Regions from separate parts of the Homo sapiens genome. Here region 1 is linked to region 2. A link is a loop called in an ENCODE intact Hi-C map of the cell type or tissue named here. Cell type or tissue: PC-9. All regions are shown on one strand. Links, peaks and the distances in the headings refer to the core of each region. The heading gives the core; the rest is flanking DNA.

Evidence for each region. Hi-C counts contacts between places; a loop is a spot of excess contacts. Peaks named below come from ENCODE experiments on the same cell type or tissue, not always from the same donor. Only the 100,000 strongest peaks of a DNase experiment are listed, where the experiment ranks them.
Region 1: it touches region 2 in a loop (3-fold over the local background); 5 of 110 quality-filtered maps call a loop at or near these places.

The regions. Positions count from the first base shown.
Region 1 is chr5:154,086,897-154,095,233 of GRCh38, forward strand. No RefSeq gene overlaps it. Among named protein-coding and RNA genes, the nearest start is that of MFAP3, 52 kb to the left of the region's middle. In PC-9, for the core only: no CTCF peak of the experiment used is centred there; DNase peaks (open chromatin) are centred at 535, 3,955 and 5,705; H3K27ac peaks cover 2,127 bases.
Region 2 is chr5:154,175,771-154,184,107 of GRCh38, forward strand. All of the region lies in intron 1 of LOC124901118 (a long non-coding RNA gene), which reads right to left. Among named protein-coding and RNA genes, the nearest start is that of GALNT10, 11 kb to the right of the region's middle. In PC-9, for the core only: CTCF peaks have their summits at 4,519 (motif pointing left) and 4,723; DNase peaks (open chromatin) are centred at 3,011 and 4,501.

The DNA.
Region 1 (8,337 bases), core at 237-8,236, 89 kb before region 2:
GTTCTTGATCCTCATTCAAACACCTGTGACTTAAACATGCATTTGTGAAACAGAAACCAACATTCCTAAACTAACTGACATATGGTGTGTGTAACCCCCACTTTTTCCCTCCATATGTCAGTGACCAATAGGAAAAGGAGCTTCCCTCCTGTGGGGCTCCTTAATCCAAATGGGTGACTAAAGTGAGGATGGATAGGGAACTGAACCAACAAAGTGATTAGAGAAGGCACTAATAAGGCTCCTCACCCATACTAGCTATAGAAAAGGGGGCCCTATGCTTTACAATCTCTAAGCTTTATTCTTAGTGATGAAGCTAAGGTTTTCAAAATAATCCAGTGCCTTCTGTCTCCCATCTCTCTCCCAAACCCAGAGCTGGAGAGTAAGAGAGGCATGGACCTGAAGCCAGACCCCCTACCCAACCGTTGATCAGACTTCACTCTGGACAGATGAAAGGTTTGAGCACTTTCTGAGTGACAGCTCACAGAGCTGGCATGTTACATTTAAGCCATTTACATTTTGGAGCCTGTGAGTCTGTCAAAACAATGCCACCCCCTGCTGTGACTCTGGCATAATAACTGGCTTGTGCAGAGCAAATCTTGACTCAACTTCCATGTGACCAACCATGTGAATGTGTGCAGATTAAAAGACAGAAAGAAACGAGATTTTTATTATTTTTTTTTTAATCTTTAACAAATACAGGCACCTTTTGGTCCAGGTTTCCCTCTGATTCAATGTCATGCACTAGTAAATCTGGATCTGAGACAGCCCAGTTTATCTTGGAGTATTAAGGACTTAGTGAAGCAAAGAAAACTCATTCTAAGGGTTTAAAGGAAGTTAAAGAATATCCTGTTACATTTTCAGGTTAAGGATCCTAAATGCCTTATTCACTGGTATATTCCATGGATTTGCCCAGGGTCTGATGTGTAGAAGATGACCGACAATATTCGTTGAGGGAATCAATGTTTTCAACAACACCATCTCTACCACTCCACCCCCAAAACCATACAAGGTTTCCTGCCATTCATCTATCCCTGGTAGTGTTGTCATCCATACCGCCTCCTCACATTTCTTAGAGAGCTACTTTGGATGATCCATCCTCATTTCATTTCTGAGTAGATTTACATCTTGCAGCTGAACCATTCATTCACTCTTTCATCAACTCTATGTTGTGTGGAGGGCCTATTTGGATCAAACACTTAATTAATGACAAAATTACAAAGGTAAGAGGCATATGGAAAATACCTTTGATAAGACTATAGTCCAGTAGAGAAGACAGGAACATGGGCCTCTAAAATCTAGGGTATGAGGCTCGGAGGAGATGAATAAAGACCAACATAGGAAAGAGAGGGAAAATTCTCAAGGGAACCCTAATAAGGTGTTCAGAGAAATGGAAGATGTCTAATTTGTGGGTATTAGAGCTTGGGAGTGTGTATCAGTGAAGGAACTATAAGTTGGGTATGTGTGGCGCAGCTAGGAGAATTGTCCGTCCTGGGTTGCCCGAAAACAAGCTAGCTAGGACCAGGATCCCCCCTCCTTCTCCACACCAGAAGGGCTGCCCCCACACTCAGCTTTCTACAGGACTGCTGGCTTCCTTCACCTGGGAGGGAGGACTCTAATTTTCTATGCACCGTAAGATGAATTGCAGGACAGCTGGTGTCCCCACACTATTTCTTTACATGGTTGGCCCCATAATTCTGGACTGATAGCACCGAGTAGCCTATGTGTTCCACCCTCTTCAAAGACTGTTTTCTCACTTTTGGTCTACAAATGGGAGAAGAACAGGGCCCACTTGGTCCCTACTGGCAATCAGATCCTTACTGCAGGCCCAGAAATGGCTCCTCCCTGTGAAGTATAGAAGCACCAGCTTTGTAAGTTTTCCATTTCCTCAATAAACCTTATTCGTTGTGCCATGTCAATCAATTTAAACCAAACCATGATGCATCATAGGCAGAGATCCACAAGGGTCCACCTCATATGACATGGGCCTGGGGACCCTGCAGAGGTAGGCAGCAAGGGTATCCTGGTGTGTGCAGGGTATGAACTATCCTGGTGTGTGCAGGGTGTGAACTATCGTGTGTGCAGGGTGTGAACTATCGTGGTGTGTGCAGGGTGTGAACTATCCTGGTGTGTGCAGGGTGTGAACTGGAGGAAGGGGGAATATATTAGGTTGGTGCTGCAGTTTTTGCCATTGAAAAGAAATGGCAAAAACCACAAGGACTTTTGCACCAACCTAATAGTAAAGAAGAGGGGATAGTGTGCGCTAGGAGTCATGGGACTTGGGACAGCAGGGACGGCCGGAACCTCTTTTGGGCAAGGCCTTTGCAGCAGACATCTGTTGTTTCTGCTTGCCTGCCTTCTTCCCGTTCTATTGCTAATAGTACATCAATGTTTCTCTGAAGAAACTTCCTTTCCCATACCATGCAGTCTGGCGGGCCTGTTAGTGCTGGCCATTCTCTGGCCAAGGAAAGAGCTAATTCATGCCATGAGAACCTCTCAGGGATTTAAATCCTGAGCACAATCACCAGGAACTGAAAACCATGGCACAGACTCACCAGATGGAGTCCCTAGGGAGTGAGTCCATTCTTGCCCTGGATCCCTCTGCTAGCCCTGCTTGAGGTGCCCACCTTTCCTTTGATTCTGTCAGCCCCACAGTCTTCCACCAGGTCCCCTTTGGGCCTGAGTTAACTTGAGCCAATCCGCAATTTGCAAACAAAGAAGCCTAGTGGCCAGTCTTGAACACTGAAGCTCACTGAGTGAATGCCATCCCAGGGCAAGAGTAACATTAGAATACATGCCTGATGTCTGTATGGTACTGTGCAGTTTCCTCACACTATTAGAGATATTGAAAAGTCAGATTCAGAAAATTTGGGGCCATCTGGCTTAGTGCTGTGACCTCAGACTCCTGCTGGGGATGTTCAATTAGAGAAAGAGATGTGTTGGTATCAAGGATGGCTCTTTATCTTTCCAACTTTTCTGAAGCTTGATAAAGAAATCAAAATTCTGTGTGCATGTGGGTGTGTTTCTGTGCCCAAGTGTCCTTGGGTGGTATTCCAAGAAGTCAAGCAATTTATCTGTCACTGTCATTTGCAAGAATTGCTCTTGGTTGATAAGATTTAAACCCAGCACATCCTCCAGTGCCTGTTGACAACCACTCCTGCCTGGAGCTCTGCCTGGGATCAGTCTTGCTCTGATTCTGCTCCATACTTTACTGCATTGGGTCCTGGAGATAAGAGATACCTAGCATGATTCTCAGACGATGTCCTCTTGAGCAAAAGCCTTTAAGCTTCCAGCTCACCTGCCCACATTCAGGCAATGAGCTACACATGTCCATCCCTTTCCCAGATTCCTCTCTACTGGGTAGAAAGGAGGAAAGAACCACATGAATTGTCAGAAGCACAACTCCAAAGCCCTTGAGGAAAAGGGCAAACTGAAAAGTTGCTGGATCTCTAGCTACATGATCACTGGGGCTCTACTCCTTGGTTTTGTGTGTAATCAACAACAGAGAATTTTGTTCCTCACTGCAGTGGGTTTTGCCATCAAACATAGTTGTCTTAGAGTCCATTGTCATCTTACCAAAGATGCATTCTGTACAATGCATACTGGATAAGGAAATTAAATCCAGGCTAGGAAAGGCAACTCAAGGTCACTATTAAATATATGGTCTGATTAATAAGGACATTTTTAATCATCTTAGAATCTCAGAGCCAGAAGCAATTTTAAAGGCCATCTATTTTCCAATTTTCATGTAATCCCCTCAAATTAAAAAATACATATACATGGATATGCGCATATTGGATGCTTATAGGCACTATGCTAAGTATTTTATATGTATTCTGTCATTGATATACTCTGAATCCTTACAACAACCCTCTGCAATAACCACCATTATTCTCCATTGTACAAACCAGGAACCTGGGGCTCAGAAGGTTTGGTCATTCACCCCACGTCATGCAGCAAGTATGTAGCAGAGCCTCTTCAGAGAAGGTGTCCCTGTAGCTCCTGGCCAAACCTGACCTGCGTGTGTACCTTAAAATTTTCCAGTATAGCTTCAATAATTTTTTTTTTTATTTTTGAGACGGAGTCTCCCTCTGTTGCCCAGGCTGGAGTGCAGTACACGATCTTGGCTCACCGTAACCTCCACCTCCTGGATTCAAGTGAATCTCGTGCCTCAGCCTCCTGAGTAGCTGGGATTATAGGCACCCACCACCACTCCCAGCTAATTGTTTTATTTTTATTAATTATTTTATTTTATTTTATTTTTGAGATGGAGTCTTGCTCTGTTGCCAGGCTAGAATGCAGTGGCACAATCTTGGCTCACTGCAACCTCCTCCTCCTGGGTTCAAGCGATTCTCTGCCTCAGCCTCCCAAATAGCTGGGACTACAGGCATGTGCCACCACACCCAGCTAATTTTTGTATTTTTAGTAGAGATGAGGTTTCACCATGTTGGCCAGGATGGTCTCGATCTCATGATCTCGTGATCCACCCGCCTCGGCCTCCCAACGTGCTGGGATTACAGGCGTGAGCCACCGCACCCGGCTGGCTTCAATAATTTTAAATGGAGGGTTTAACATTAGAAATATTCAGATTTGCACCTTTCCCTGAAAAGTCAGAAGACCTGGCCACACTGGGCTGGCATTCCTACATGGGAAGAATGAGCTCAAGCCAAGTAGTAGTCACCCCTTCAGACACAAATCAGATCACTGCAATAACCTGCTTAGGCTTTTCAATGGCTCCTAATCACACTTAGAATAAAATCCAAAGCCCTCACTACAGCCCACAGGGTCAGGCCTCTGCCTGCTGCTCCACTCTCGTCTTGTCTGACTCTCTGCTCCCCCATGCTAGCATTCTCTCCAGTCCCTGTACTTAAAAAGCCCCGTCCTTCTTCAGGGCCTTTGCTCTTACTGTTTCCTCCTTTGGGAAAGCTATTTCCTCTAGTCTGCCCATGTCTGACTTGTACTAAGCCTTTTGCTTAAATACCACTTCCTCAGAGAGGCCTTCTTGACTCCTGTAATAAATAGAATAATGCCTACTCCCCCTCTTGAAGATGCCCACATCCTAATCCCCAGACCCTGTGAATGTGTTACCTTACATGGCAAAAGGAACTTTGCAGATGTGATTAAGTATCTTGAGATGGGCAGATTATCCTGAATTGTCCTGGTGAGCCTGATGTAATTGCAGAAGTTCTTATAAGAGGAGGGTGGGAAAGGCAGAGTGAGAGAAACAGATTTAACAGCAGATATAGAGGTTGGCATGATGTGAGGAAGCGGCCCTGAACTGAGAAATTCAGGTGGCCTTTAGAAGCTGGAAAAGTGAATTTTCCCCTCCAGAATCTGACCTTTTCTGTAATCCTAAAACTTCTCTAAAAAATAAAGTCTATGAATAGTAATAAGAAAGAGAGAAAAACATGCAGACCCCTTTGGTTTAAATCTGGGTCAGGCACTTGCAAGTTGGGAACTCTTAGGAAGGTTATTTAATCTCTCAGCCTCAGCTTACTCGGCTGTAATATATGTCTCTTTCTACCCACCCGATGGAGCTGTTGTGAAAAACAAGTTAATGCCTAGTGTAGTTCCTGGCATCGTGTAGCAAGCACTCATAAGTATTAGGCTTAGGGATGGGGGGGAAGTGGAGATGTTGTTTGTTTTCTGTAAACACTCAAGAAGACATTGAAATTTTACTTGCTGGGAAGCTGTTGCTCAGAACTGCCTGCAGAATGGAATGTCATGCAGAGAATCTTGAGCCTCCAAGAGGAATGCAGCCCTGAGACACCTTGGCTTTAGCCCAGTGAAGTTGATTTTGAACTTCTGACCTCTAGAACTGTAAGAAAATATGTTTATGTTGTTTTAAGCCACTAAGTTTGTGTCAATTTTGTACAGCAGTAATAGGAAACTAATACAACCACTTATTTTAAAATACTCCCTTCCCCATTACTAGTCTCAAACTTAACCGTTTATTAGTGTCCATCCATGCACTTACCACAACTTGAAATTATTGTATTTGATTGTCTGCTTGCTTAGTTTTGGTCTCTGTGACTGCTAGACTGGAAGTCCCAAGAGGACAATACTATGTCTTTCTAGTTCATGGCTGTTATCCCAAAATAGAGCAACTGTCCAGCAACTGTAGGAGCTCAGCAGATATTTACTGAATAACTAAATTGGTTATTAAATAGTTTGCCTCGCTATTGATTTCAGGTGCCCTCATTTGAGTATATTGCAAGTTGAAAATGTCCCTACTTAAAGGTGGAATTTATGCTTGAACTCAGCCAGGTGCAAGTATTTCTCTAAAGCATAAGAAACAATCAGAGATTTTAAGGAAATCAGGCAGCAAGCCCAATGACAAAACAGGCAATATTCCCAAGATAAATTCATGTTCTGTTTCTTACATGCTTGCTACTCTCAGTGTCACCAGGGAGCTTGTTAGAAATGCAGAATATCAAGCCTCACCCCAGAGCTACTGAATCAGAATCTGCATTTTAACAAGATGTCCAGAAAATCCATATGCATGTTAAAGTTTCAGAATTGCGGCACCACATATTTGATTAAAGGGAAGTGCTCTTCAGAAAAACGAGCTACAAGTATACCTTCCATGGGCAGATGCAGCAAGCACTATCAACCCCATCACAGCCTGAGTGAGCCCTGACTCAACGGCTCTATGCTGCCATATCCCATCACCTGCTCACTAGGCTGAATTCTCTGTGGAGCCAGACAAAGAGGTGATGAATTTTTAGGCACCCATAAGTTCAATCAGAACTAGGCTTGAGCAGGGGAAGAAACCCCTTCCCACCAATGATGGTGGTAGTGGTGGTGGGGTCTGGCTTTGTTGACTCCTGCCCTGCATTATTCTTCCAGGAGTGGAAGAAACTAGAAACTACTGAAAGCCTCTAGGTAGCTGGGTCAGGAGTAAGCCTACTGAGCTACTGCTACCCAGAAAAACCCCTCACACCACCCCATGTGTCCTACAATAAATGTTTGCTAAAAAAATGTGTTTGTTAGTGCAGATGGGACCCCCGTATGCATGGATTCACTATCTCTGTGCTTCAAAAAGCTCTTGTTAGTCCTTTCCAGTGGCCAACACTCAGTGCAGCATGTGGAGCATAATAGATATGTAATAAATATCTGTTGAATGAATAGTGAATCTACAGATGGTCTGTTGGGAAAACTGAGCCATACTGTTCTTATAGTACCTACCATTCTTCACCTGTATTGGCAAGTCCTTGTAGTAGCAAATATCAGAAACCCAACCAAAATACACTTGAATGAAAAAGAATGTACAGGTGCACATGAATACAGTTTGATTGTGGGTGTATATTATATCCTTATGACCTAATTTCTCTTTTTCATTTCTCCCACAAATGATCCTGTTCTCAGACACATTCTCCCTTGGGCCACAATAGAGCTGCCACTGCTCCTCATACCCTCTCAGCTTCAAATTTATGAACTCTCAATGCAGGTTTCATTGGTTCCCACTAGGTAACATTCTCATTCCTAAATCAATCCCCTGGGAAATGCAATTCAGTAATGGGTTTAAGTCTGGTCTTAGGTTCCGCACCTGCCGTATGGCAGTGGGGTGATGGCTATCCATGCTTGAACATTCCTGGAATGTTCTCCAAGCAAAAGCTCAGAGAAATGAAGGTCATGTTCAGGGAACAGTGAGGTCAGAATAAAATTGGGATGAAAGGCGAGGGTCAGATTAGGAAATATCTGAAACTTCAGCCTAAGTAATGTGCCTTCAAGGAAGCTATAGATTGTAAAAATTAAAAATATATACCAGGATAAACAAACTATGGTACATCCATACAATAGAATATTACTCAGCAAAAAAAAAAAAAAAAAGAAGAAGAAGAAGAAATGAGCTATCAAGCCACAGAAAGACATAGAGGAACATTAAATGCATATTGCTAAGTGAGAGAAGCCAATCTGAAAAGACTATGTACTACTGCATGCTTTTAAATATATGACAACTGGAAAAGGCAAATCTATGAAGACAGTGAAAAGATCAGTGGTTGCCAGAAGTATGGGGAGAGGAAGGAGGGGATGAATAGGTGGGAGACAGGGCATTTTTAGGGCTGTGAAACTTTTCTGTATAATAGTATAAGGTAGATACATGTCATTACACATTTGCCAAAACCCACAGAACGTGCAACACCAAGAGTGAATCCTGCTGTAAACTATGGACTGGGTGACTATGATGTGTCAGTGTAGATTCATTATTTATAATAAATAAACCACACTAAGGCAAGATGTTAGGGGAAACTGAGGTGGGGATAAGAGAGTATATAGGAACTATAATTTCTGCTCAGTTTTTCTGTAAACGTAAAAATCTCTAAAAAATAGTCTATG
Region 2 (8,337 bases), core at 307-8,306:
CTTAATATTAGGATGATGCTGATTACTAGTTGTTTGACTTTAGACAAATGAAATCCCTGAGTCTTGGGGATATGGTTTGAATGTGTGTCTCCTCAAAATCTCATGTTGAAACATGGCCTCCAGGCTGGGCACAGTGGCTCACACTTGTAATCCCAGCACTTTGGGAGGCAGAGGCAGGCAGATCACGAGGTCAGGAGATTGAGAACATCTTGGCCAACATGGTGAAACCCCATCTCTACTAAAAATACAAAAAATTAGCCGGGCATGGTGGCAGGTGCCTGTAGTCCCAGCTACTCAGGAGGCCGAGGCAGGAGAATCTCTTGAACCCGGGATGAGGAGATTGCAGTGAACAGAGATCGCACCACTGCACTCCAGCCTGGTGACAGAGCGAGACTCTGTCTCAAAAAAAAAAAGAAAAAGAAAAGAAAAAGAAAAAGAAAAATATGGCCTCCAATGCTGGAGGTGTGCCTAGTGGGGGCAGATCTCTCATGAATGGATTGGTGCCCTCCCCATGGTTAGGAGTTCACAAGAGAGCTGGCTGTTTAAAGAGCCTGGCTCCTCCTTCCTCTCTCTCTTGCTCCCTCTCTTGCCAAGTGACACACCAGCTCCCCTTCCCTTCTACCACGTTTGAAAGCTTTCTGAGGCCTCACTAGGAATGAATGCCAGCACCACACTTCCTGTACAGCCTGCAGAACCCTGAGCCAAAGTAAACCTATTTTCTTCACAGATACCCAGTCTCCGGTATTCTGTTATGGTAACATAAATGAACTAATACATTTGGTTTCCTCATTTGTGTTATGGATACAATAATATCTATCTCCAGGTTTTGTTGCTTAATAAGCTAATAATATATACAGATCACACACTGTAAGGTTTCACACATAAAAAATACTTAATCAGTGGTAGAGAGTGATGTCACCAAAATGGTGGAGTAGAAGCAATCTGGCTTTACTCTCTCCCACTGAAAATCAAAATCAAATACCCAGCACCTAGATTATCACCAGCAATATCCCAGAACTCAAATGTGAGGATGAGAAATTCCCTGGGGCCACAGAGATGTAAAAAAACCCTGAGCAAATGGTAAGAGCAGACTCCTATATCTACAACACACCTCCACCAGTAAGTGGGGGCTGTTACTAAGGAAAAATAGGGCCAGATGTAATGGCTCACACCTGTAATCTCAGCACTTTAGGAGTCTGAGGCAGGTGGATTGCTTGAGCCCAGGAGTTCGAGATGACCTGGACAACAAAGTGAGACCCTGTCTCTACAAAAAAATCAAAAAATTTGCTAGGCATGGTGGCGTGCACCTGTAGCCCCAGCTACACAGGCTGAGACAGGGGGATCACTTGAGCCCAGGAGGTCAAGGCTGCAGTGAACCTTGTTCACACCACTGTACTGTCACTTGTCATCATCCTGGTGACTGAGCAAAAAAAAGAAGAAAGAAAGGAAAATAGTATAAAATAAATAAACAAAAGAATCAGGCAAATCTCTTAATTGATGTTGAAATGACAGACGCGTTGCCTCAAGAGCCTCTCTCTTGCACCTTTCCCTGTCTTCTAAGATATGGTAGCTATCCATTCTTCAACAAGTGCTGGTCGAACAGATACTATGTGCTAGGCACCACACCAGCTGCTAAGAGCAGCATTAAAACAATGAGTAATCAATGGGTATGAGTTTCTTCTGTGGTGATAAAAATGTTCTAAAATTGATTATGTTGATGGTTGCACGCAGCTGTGAATATATTAAGACATTGACTTGTACACTTTAAATGCGTAAATTAATTGTATGACATGTGAATTATATCTCAATTAAACTGTTAGTTTTTTAAAAAAAGAAAGGAACAATAGACCTGAGTCAACCACATTCTATCTGTGTGATTTTGGGCAAGTCACCTGACATCTTTGCTTCAGTTTTCTCTTTTGAGAAGTAGGAATAATAAAAGAACTACTTCATGGGGTTTCAATGAGGATTAAAAGAGAAGACATCTGTAAGGTGCTAGTTAGCACTTGGTATGTAATAAGAGGTCCATAAATGTTAGCCAACATCATCACCCTCATCTTTATTAGTATATAATGCTAAAATAGGAATATACACAGTAGTATGAGAAAAAAAGAGGAAGGAGTTCTTAGTCAAACTGGATGGGAAAGTGAAGAAGTGATGGAAGAGGAGATGGCATTGAAGCTGAGTAAGAATTCATCAGTACAAGAGGATGTGAAGGGTATTCCTGGAGGAGGAAACAGCATGAGCAAAGGCATGGGGGTGAGAAATAGCATTATTAAGGTAATGAGCGACTAGCAGTTTTGTATAAAGTGTAAGGCCAGCAACTCGGACTTTACTGTGAGGACAATAAACCTCCAGAGGGAAGCAACATGGCAAGTTGGCATCCCAGAATGGTCACTCCAGTGGAGAGGATGAATGTTAGGGAATGCAGGACAGAAATGGCAGAGGAGTTAGGAGTGAGAGATACAACAATTCAAGCGAGAGATGGTAATGGCTACAACTTGGACTTTGAGTCAAGAGTATCAAGTATCAAGGCCAGGGCTCCTTTGGTCGTAAGTGACAGAGTCACTCATAACGTCAGGGAAGGCGTAAACTCCAAGGCAGGGGCTTCAGTCTAGTCAGGCATCCCAGAAACCAGAACTGGAACTGGAAAACCAGGAGGCAAGGTGATTCTCTTTCAGTTTTCTCTCTCAGCATCCCTGCCTCCCATACTTGGGCTGCACTGGCTTCTTTTGACTGAAGCACTTCCTCTGTTACTCCTGGTTTCTGCCTTCCCATATCTTCTCCTTCAGTGTGGCCCAAGAGTAATCTCCACCCTTGTGCTACCTGAACTGCCACCTTCAGAGGCCACCACCAGCTGCCTTCTTCCCTCTGTGTCACTGGATTCCAATTTCTGAGATAGAATCTGAATGGCTCAGCTCATCCTTTTGAACTTGCCTTAGGACAGTTCAGGAAAGTCATAGGTCAAGGACCAGCCCAGAAATGAGGGTGGAGGCTGTCTACAAAGTAGAAAACGGAGTCATTATAAGTAGCAGGTTTCTGCTCAAGGATTCATCTTACAGGCACCTGAAATATGTCTCATATAATAGGCCTAGAGGGGAAGGGATACATTTAAAATTTATTAGGCAATAAAACCAGCATTATTAGGTAATTGTTTGAATGTGGGAGGGGAGTTGACCCGGAGGCATGGATGACATCAGGGGTTGGCTTGGGTAACTGGTTGATCTCTCAGCTCCACTTTCCCCTGTGTTGGGACTGTTTTCAGGTTCTCAAGAAGCTTTTCCCTTGATTGAGTTAGGGTCTGCAGGAAACGAATGGCACTCTCACACTGGAACATTGGAAGAGAGTTTAATAGGAGGAAAATGGGGCAGGGTATAGTGTAACCATGAGGGACGGGGCAGTACCATGGGGCCAGAAACAGCGTGTGATGTCCAGCCCTAGCCCTGAAGGGTGAGGAAAGGGGCAGTTATTGGAATCTAGAAAGGGAGGACTGTTTCAAGAAGCCTGCGCGATGGGAGCCATGGACTTTTGTGGAGGACACAGACAGCCTGCGGCAAAGTTGCAGCAAGGGAATGGCGGGGGAAAGAAATGCTCTGACCTGGCTCTTCTCCCTCCCTCTGAAATCCTGCCCTGGCTCCTCAAGGGCTAAACCCAACAGGAAAACATAGAGCAAGGAAGCCCACTGATGTAGTCTACACCGCCTCCCTGGGGTGGGGAGAAGGTGCGGAGGAGCCGAGTCAAGAGGTCCAATACACGCCTCACGGTGGGGCTCACATCCAGCTCGCAACAATCCGCTGGAAGAAGCCACTACTTTCTTGATAGCCTCTATACAAAAGCCACGGAATTGAACCTCGATTGTTCAGATTCCGTCCCTGGACCAATCACTGCAGCTGAAGGGGGTTACTGCTCTGATTGGCTAAGTTCTGAGATGCAGAAGGGTGAATCTTCAAAGAAAATCAGGGTGTTGTTAACTATCCAGATAAAAAGAACACTACTGCACATAATGGGGCTCCTTGAGAACTTTTGAGAGGAGTTTATCAATCCTGCTGGAGAGATGGGTGGGGGTGGGGGAAGAGACCAGAGTGCATCCGTGAAGAGGTGAACCCAGTCATAAGAGATAGAGACATCTCTCTTCAAGCTTCACCTTTTTATTTTGTTTGTTTATTGTGACAGAGTCTCGCTCTGTCGCCCAGGTTGGAGTGTTGTGGCGCGATCTCAGTTCACCACAACCTGCGCCTCCCAGATTCAAGCAATTCTCCTATCTCAGCCTCCCAAGTAGCTGGGATTACAGGCGTAAGCCACTGCGTCCAGCCCAGCCTCACCTTTTTAAACAGGGATGAATCAACCATCTGTGGCTCCAGCACTCACCAGCAAGTTGTTAAACAAGTTCAGCCTTCTTGTCAAGAGTGCAGACCCCTCGTTGGCAGCAAAGACCACCAAGCCCTGCTTCATGAATTCATTCCTTGCAGTTAGACCTAGAAGCGACTTCTCTGGACCCACTGAAGTTTGCTGGAAGGTGCCACCTAGTGGAACAATAGAGGACCTACCGCTTGGACAAAAAGAAACCTTAGCAGGATTTTAGAGCCCTGAGAGCCATGTTGGAGCAGTGGTTCTCTCAAACTTGGCTACAAATTGGAATCATGTAGGGATGGCTGAGTCTGACTCCCAGAGATTCTGACTTAATTGGTCTGGGATGCAGGTTAAGCATCCAGAGCTTTTAATGGTCCACAGGTGATTCTAATGTGTAGCTAAGGTTCAGACTACCGGGTTATAGAGTATCCAATCCTCTTACTTTACAGAGGTGCCCACAGACTGCAGCCGTTCTTCCAAGAGTCTCAAACTCCTAGGAAGCCCCCTTTGGTCCTGTGCCCCACCACCTCTCTGTGTTTTGTATACCTTTTTTTTCTTTTGTACAAAAATGAAAAGTAATTAAACAGAAAGCACTCTCGTTTACCAAGCCCTGATACTTTCATGGCAGTGCCAGGAGGAGGATGGCTCCCTATACACCTGATATTTGTATCTGACCCTACTGGCTAATGCTCTGTTTGAGATGGGTCCACCCAATGACATAGTATATTTATTCTTTGTTTGAGATTTGTGGCCTTCTCTGTTTGCTCTTTCAAAGTGTATCCTACTTGAGGTACTTTTGATATCTACTGTCTTGATTCAGTGGTGTTCCTTTATAGTTGACAGGATTGATTTAATTGGCATCTCATTGTGGAAATGACAAAGTAGGGTCTGGGAGAAAAAGAGAAAGGGAGACAGGCAGTTCCCATCTAGAGGTCATTTCAAATAGGTGTTGGGGCTCAGAAAAGGACACCCCAAAATATGGCACTTTTGCATGCTGACTCCTTTGAACTAAGGAGACTGACAGCCCTCAGAAATAAGCTTCAGAAGTAGAGGAATTAATGTCTTAGACTCCTTCTCTGAAATCTATGTTAACCAGAGAGGAGGAGCTCCTTCTGCAGGAGAGGAAACTAAAAGTCTCCAAGCCCAGATACCACACACAGACAGACTTTTCACCTGTTCTTTCAACTACTCTTCTGAGGGTTGTTACCTGAGAGACTTTATCTGCATAATAAGACAACCTTTGTTCACAGTGCAATTCTGCCCCCCGCCTTTTCATAACTTGTCACCACCTCTGAGGAACTTTGTCCCAGGTTATTGTCTGTTCTCCAGGCTCATTCATCTCCCTTAAAAATCATTTACTCTTCTTCTAAAATTGCCTACATCCCCCACTTTATTCTTTCTTATGATGAGGGTATTTAAGCTTCAACCATCTGGCCCTTCTTTGAGTTTCATATTTTGTGTGGCTCCCATGCAAATGGCACATTAATAAATGTGTAGGTCTTTTCTCCTGTTAGTTTGTCTATTACCAGTTTATTTTGGAGACTTAAAGACTCAAACTTTCAGAAGGGGAGGGAGAAATTCCCTTCACCCCTACATAGGCATCCTGCAAACCCTTTCTTTGCATTCAAAATAGGAGTTGAAGTGCCACTAGATGCAGAAACTGGATTGAATCCCAAGTGGTGTTCCATGTCTGCCCCCACTTTTCCCATCCTACCTTGCAGGATTTAGTCACAGAATTTTGAAATTAAAAAAGACCTTAAAGAGCATCCGGTTCAACTGCTTTATTTAATACAACCATGTTCTGTGTTTATCTAGACATCTCTCCTTCCTGCTGCCATTACACTCACAAACCCACACATGATAAACCTGAAGCTCAGAGAATTTGAGTGACCTGTCTGAGATCACACAGGAAGCTAGAAGCAAAGTCTAGGCTGATTGAGGCTGACCAGGTACAGGTGGGGAAATTTCAGCTCCAGGAATTTTTTTCTCTTCCTCTGTATTATAAGTTTGAGCCTTGTTAAATGACCAACCTGGCGCAGATAGAAATTTGGGTCATTGAGACTAGTGTTAATGAGTTTTCTGAATACAGATTTTAAAGAGGTGGGTGTAGGATTATTAATTAATTGACTGATCGATTCATTTATTTCTCAGATGTTTGTTGAGCGCCTATTTTGGGGTAGGTACTGTGCTAGGTATTGGGGATATGCCAGGGAATGAAAACACACATGGCAAGTGTGAAAGGAAAACAGACTTTGGGACCCCAAAACCACAAAGCCAAAGGGAAAAGTCAAGCTGGGAACTGCTTAGGGAAAACCTGCCTCCCATTCTACTCCCACACAGATAGCATTTCCCTGATGAAATATGATGTGGAATATTTTTTTTTTTTTCTCAGACGGAGTCTCACTCTGTCACCCAGGCTGGAGTGCAGTTCCATGATCTCGGCTCACTGCAATCTCTGCCTCCTGGGTTCAAGCGATGCTCCTGCCTTAGCCTCCTGAGTAGCTGGGATTACAGGTGCATGCCACCACGCCTGGCTAATTTTTGTATCTTCAGTAGGGATGGGGTTTCACCATGTTGGTCAGGCTGGTCTTGAACTCCTGACCTTGTGATCCGCCCGTCTTGGCCTCCCAAAGTGCTGAAATTACAGGTGTGAGTCACTGCACCCGGTGATGTGGAGTATCTTTTTAATGTGCTTGCTTGTATAAACCAAAAAGTATCTGAGACAAGTCTCAATCAATTTAGGAAGTTTATTTTGCTAAGGTTAGGGACGTGCCTGTGACACAGCCTCATGAAGTCCTAACATGTGGCCAAGGGAAATGCAAATTAAAACAGTGAGATACCTCTACACACCTGTTAGAACGGCCAAAACCCATAACACTAACAGCACCAAGAGCTGGCAAGGATGTGGAACAATGGAAACTGTCATTCATTGCTGGTGGGAATGAAAAACGGTATAGTCACTTTAGAAGCCAGTTTTCCAGTTTCTTGAAAAACTAGAAAAACCCTTACCATATGATCCAGTAATTGAATTCCTTAGTATTTACCCAAAGGAGTCAAAAATTTATGTCTACACAAAAACCTGCACATTGATGTTTGTAGCACCTTTATTCATAATTACCAAAACTTGGAAGAACCAATATGTCCTTCAGTAGGTGAACGGACAAACTGTGTTACATCCAGGCAATGGAATATTATTCAGCACTAAAAAGAAATGAGCTATCAAGCCACAAAAGGACACACGGAAGGACCTTGAATGCATATTGCTAAGTGAGAGAGGCCAATCTGAAAAGGCTACTCCATACTGTGTAATTCCAACTATATGACGTTCTAGAAAAGGCAAAACTATGCAGACAGTAAAAAGATCAGTGGTTGCTGGGTTAGGGTAGGAAGGATGAATAAATGGACACAGAGGATTTTTAGGGCAGTAAAACTGAGGCAGGAGAATAAGGCCTGGAGGCAGGGAACCTAAGGACTTCGTAGAACTAAATCAAACTGAAAAAGCCCAACTTTCTAAGACCAAGTAAATAACTTTGTAACTCTACTTCTGCTATGACAGGAAACATCCTCTTCATTTGCATAGGATGTACACCAAGTAAATAACTTCGTAACTTCACTTCAGCTTCTTCATTTACATAGGGTATACACCAAGTAACCAATGGGAAACCTCTAAAGGGTATTTAAACCCCAGAAAACTCTGTAACCAAGCCCTTGAGCTGCTTGTTCGGGCCCCCTCCCACCCTGTGGAGTGTGCTTTTGTTTTAAACAAATCTGTTTTCTTGCTTCATTCTTTCTTTGCTTTGTGCGTTTTGTCCAATTCTTTGTTCAAAACACCAAAAACCTGGATACCGTCCACCAGTAACAAAACTACTCCGTATGATACTATAATAGTGGATATGTCATTATACATTTGTCCAAACCCATAGGAGGTATAATACCAAGAGTGTATCCTAATGTAAACTATGGATTTTGAGTGACAATGATAATGTT